2 separate regions of the Homo sapiens genome follow, and region 1 is linked to region 2. Evidence: read pairs that join two places in POLR2A ChIA-PET (ENCODE). Cell type or tissue: PC-3. All regions are shown on one strand.

Region 1 (2,500 bases), 130 kb after region 2:
AAAGATAACAAATGCATACCACAGAAACCTGTACATGTAAAGCTAGATCATCAGTGACACTGTTCCGTTTTATAGATGATAAAACGGAGACTCAGGGAGACCAGGAGATTTGAGCTTATATGATTAGTTATTGGTAGATACGTGACTAGTACAGATGTCTTTTTCACTAGACCAAAGTTAATTGCATATAACTTATTTCAAGCAAATTTAAATAAATGAAACTTAGTCAATAAAACTGATTATCACTCACAGTGGAGAGAAAATATAGCAAATTAAAGCCATCAACACTACCTGGTTTTAAGGAAACAACACAAAACAAAACAAAAATCCTAGTTACAGCATGAGAAAAGACTGGCAAGAATGTCAAACAAGAATAAAATAAAAAAATAGGCATGGCAGTCCACTGAGTGTTTCTCCATGGTAAGTCAACAAGGACAATTAAAATTAAAAGGCTATTCTAGGAAGGTATTTTATGAGGGCATTGTACTCTCTAAGGAGCATGTTTAAAAAGAAGCCATGAGTCAAGGATCCAGCTCAAGGATCCTGGTTATTGCTGATGTCACTGGACATAGATCTGCTTGGAAAGAATTCCTAGTATGAGTTTTGCTTTTAGGATAGATGTCAAAAACATCTTTTCAACCTTAAAGATCTAAATTAGAACTCTGCTCCCTTCCCCCTACTCCCCACCCTACAACACACACAACCTGCTCTTCCTGCCATCTTCTACATCTCAATAAACAGCAACTCCAACCTTCTAGGTGCTCAGTCCAAATCCTTACTGCCATCCTTAACTCCTCTTTTTCTCAAATACCCCATATAAGCAAGGCTTTGCCAGTTCTGTCTTAAAAATATACCCAGAATCCATCTACTTTTTACCACCTCCACTAATTAAATGATCATCTTTTCCATGGATCAAGGCAATAACCTCCCAACTAGTCTCCTGGCCTCTACCCTTGCTCCAGCACAGTATGTTCTTCTAATTTTTTTGTAACTTTACTTTTTTGTTGTTTTTGTAGATAGGGTCTTGCTCTGTCACCCAGGCAGGAATGCAGTGGCACCATCTTGGCCCACTGCAGCCTTCAACTCCTGGGCTCAAGCGATCCTCCCACCTCTGACTCCTGAGTAGCTGGGACTAAAGGCACAGGCCACCATGCCTGGCTAGTTTTTGTATTTTGTTTGTAAAGGCAGGGTCTCACTATGTTGCCCAGGCTGGAGTGTGGTAGCACAATCGTAGATCACTGTAATCCTGAACTCCGAGGCTTAAGTGATCGGCCTACAGACGTGCGCCACCATGCCCAGCTAATAGTTTTATTGTTAATCATGCCTGACTTCGTGGGGTAGGAATTCCTGTCTATTTAATTTGTATCCCCCATGCCCAGAACAGTGTCTGGCGTTTGGACGGTGTTCAATAAATCTCTATTACATGAATGATGAATTGTACCTTCCCTGAAGACATGAGGGATCCCTAGAAATGGTGATAATGTGAAACACCAGGATTTGCATCTAGAAAGATGACATCTTTGTTTGACAAGAAAACAATGGTAAGGCTGGCTGGGCGTGGTGGCTCATGCCTGTAATCCCAGCACTTTGGGAGGCCGAGGTGGGCGGATCACGAGGTCAGGAGATAGAGACCAACCTGGCTAACACAGTGAAACCCCGTCTCCACTAAAAATACAAAAAATTAGCTGGGCGTGGTGGCAGGTGCCTGTAGTCCCAGCTACTCGGGAGGCTGAGGCAGGAGAATGGCGTGAACCCGGGAGGCGGAGGTTGCAGTGAGCTGAGATTGCGCCACTGCACTCCAGCTTGGGTGACAGGGCAAGACTCCGTCTTAAAAAAAAAAAAAAAGAAAACAATGGCAAGAAATGATCCTGCAGCAGTTATTTCTGACTGTAAGCCTGAATAGATACACTCTATTTTACTGCTGTGGCAGATGTTATGGGTATAGATTTATTTATATAAATGGTAAATATAATACCATAACTAATTGAGGCATATTTTAAAGCTGTCTGAAAAAGAAAACCAAGCCAAAGGAAAAAAGACAAAACAACCCTTCAGTTAAGAAATTACCTTGAGTGACTGAGTCACAACAGATAATAATGAGAAGAGAAAATTACAGGAAACCAAGGTAAATCTAAAGGTAAAAAGCCATAAATATTCATATAAACCTAATACTATCTGTGAAAGACCAGTAACAAAGATGGTAAGAGCTATGCTTTTGTATTTAAGAATACTGTTTTCCAAAGAGTCATATAATTCTCTGAGCACTATATAATTTTCAGAGATTATTTTTAGAGTCTAGCCACCCATGTGATTTTTTCTCTGCCCAGTAGTTCTCAGGTTGTACTAAGTGGTGTCGAAACTGTACTGCAATGCTCTGATACTATACAAATCAACTACTGGTAGATTTTTCCAACTTAAGGGAAAAAAATCATACCAATAGATGGAATTTTCTCAATTTTAAGCTTAAAAAATAACTTTTCTTAAGCTTTGAACACTAATT
Region 2 (2,500 bases):
CAGCTCCTACCCCAGGTCTGCTATTGAAAATATTTATTACTAACGTCATGAAGCTTACTTCATTAAAATGGATTAGGAATGGGATCCTCATAAGAGACACCTGAGAGTTGGATGTATTTTCTACAATATGTACCTATTACTTTCATAATCAGAACAATGAATGTTAATCTTTAAAGGCAAATATCAAAATATATGCCCCCCAAAAGAATTGTACATGAATTACCAAATTTATCAAGAATTGGCCACTACAGAGTCTCAGAACTGATTATCTACTCCAAGTTGTTTGTCAAACTCCTTTTTAGAGCTGCAGAAAGCCTACTTCAAAAGGAAGTTCTGGCCAGGCGCGGTGGCTCACGTGTGTAATCCCAGCACTTTGGGAGGCCGAGGTGGGTGGATCACCTGAGATTGGGAGATTGAGAATAGCCTGACCAACATGGAGAAACCCCGTCTCTACTAAAAATACAAAAGTAGCTGGGCGTGGTGGCGCATGCCTCTAACCCCAGCTACTTGGGAGGCTGAGGCAGGAGAATCGCTTGAACCCGAGAGGCGGAGGTTTCTGTGAGGCAAGATCTTGCCATTGCACTGCAGCCTGGGTGACATGCGTGAAACTCCGTCTCAAAAAAAAAAAAAAATTAAGTTGTAACAGCTGGCTAAGCGAAGCTGGTGAAAGTGGAGGTGTTCTGATGGGAGCTGGAGCTGAGAGCCCTGGGGGCCTTCCAAGGAAGCCTGGGCTCTGAGAAGTAATGTGAAAGTCACTAGGCCAATCAATCCTTTTGTTTAACAGAGCCCCTAACTGAAGCCCAGAGAGAAATAACTCACCAAACAGCAGACAGAGTCTCAAAGGACCAGGACTCCAGCAGAGCTAGGGCCTGTGACTCCTAGTTTGAACTCCGTATTAGTTAAGCGAATCTGGCCCTGAAAGTAATCCTGAACTCTGAACTGCAACCATCTACTTGAGAGTCCATGTGCTCTCCTAACTATAATTTAGGATTGGTTTCAGCTAAAAGTGGTATTAAATGGCAGGCAGTATTAGGACATACGTAACCACTGACGGCTTCTCTTCTGAAGACCAGTGACTCCTCAGCCCAGTACCCCAGGCCGCCCACACCCTGCGATCCTGGTGCTTCTGCTGGCATTGAGTGCCCTGCAGCTGAAACCCAGCCTGGTAAGTAAACAACGGTGAGTTTACTCAGCTCCGGGTAAGTTCCACCCATTCATTCCTGTCCCCTCCTCCCTCACATTCCTCTACCCACAAAGCAATGCTTCAAACTGGAGGAAGAGTTAACTTTACAGCATTCATCCAAACAGATGCAGTCCGCAGTTCATGCAAACAATGTAACCAGCTGTCAACTGACCTCCAGAATATGGGGCCTTCCCATGAGGCAGGAGTCTGTGGACTGGGATGGAACAGCTCGCCAAGCCCTTCAGCGGAGCCAGGAAAGAGAGGGCCACCTCCCAACTTCCCTGAGTGCCCTCCCCATGCCAAGGCGCCAAGCTGAGGCAGAGGCTCGGGACCACTGAACCTTATGAGCTCAAGACCATGCCAGCCACCCCCCCAAGGCACACAGGTGAGATGAGAACAGCATCTTCTCACGCCGCCTGCTTTTCTGAGGGATCTTCTGGCATGAGCCACAGAAATGACTTGAAGACTTATATGGAAGATGGGACAAGATGGGACGACATGTGTTTCCCTCCTAGAACCGCTTTCTGGACTGGGAGTGTCCACACTCCAGGTCAGCCAGGCCAGATTGTCACACCATGCCCCTCTCTTCCTCCTCCTCTTCATTCGCTCCTCATGGGCCCCTCCCCTGGCTCCCCTGCCCCTCCCACTGCCCCCCATGTCCGTGTCTCCCAAGGTCCTTCCCAGCCTCTTCTCATGATAGGCTGTTTCTGGAGAGTTCCACCCAATTCCACAGCTTCTGCAACTGCCTGGCACCTGTGCATCTGAGACCTCCCACCCAGATCGTGCACTGGAGCTCTACACCACATTTCCAATTGCCTCCAAGATGTCAGCCCCTAAATGTCCTCATAGACTCATAAATTCCAAACTCCAGTGATGCCGACGCTCCTCCTTCCTAGCTCTCTTGCCCCTCATGTCAGAAGCCTGGGACAGTGCTGGGCACCCCTCTGTGTCTCCACCCCAACAGCCCAACAGTCACCAGGTGCTAGAAAAGACTGCCTTTTAAAAGCCCTCTCCTGTCCGCCCCTGCCTACCAGCCCCCTTGCCATGGCCATAAGTCAGCCCCCAACCCTACCCCCACCAATCCTCTCTTGACTGGTGCAGCAGCCCCCGGAGGCTTCCTCAGCCAGGCTGAGCACGAGGTTTCTTTGGGCAGACAGACTCTCTCATCCGTACTTGATTGGAATTCCTGTGGGTGGGGCCCGGCAAGAGAAAAGCTTTGAAAATCAACCCCCACATGGGTTTTGAGGAAGAGCCAGGCCTGGGCAACCAGCATTCTGGCCAATTTCCTGCTCAGGCCTCACCCTCTTTTCAATCCAC

The links. ChIA-PET counts read pairs that join two places held together with the same protein. Peaks named below come from ENCODE experiments on the same cell type or tissue, not always from the same donor. Only the 100,000 strongest peaks of a DNase experiment are listed, where the experiment ranks them.
Region 1: POLR2A ChIA-PET joins it to region 2 with 6 read pairs; 2 of 35 experiments call an interaction of 5 or more read pairs at or near these places.

Annotation. Positions count from the first base shown.
Region 1 is chr15:52,421,722-52,424,221 of GRCh38, forward strand. The region is part of intron 4 of MYO5A (myosin VA); the gene reads right to left. Among named protein-coding and RNA genes, the nearest start is that of MYO5A, 110 kb to the right of the region's middle. In PC-3, no CTCF peak of the experiment used is centred here; no DNase peak of the experiment used is centred here.
Region 2 is chr15:52,287,360-52,289,859 of GRCh38, forward strand. The region is part of intron 1 of MYO5C (myosin VC); the gene reads right to left. Among named protein-coding and RNA genes, the nearest start is that of MYO5C, 7.2 kb to the right of the region's middle. In PC-3, no CTCF peak of the experiment used is centred here; DNase peaks (open chromatin) are centred at 1,242 and 2,452; H3K4me3 peaks cover 482 bases; H3K27ac peaks cover 2,500 bases.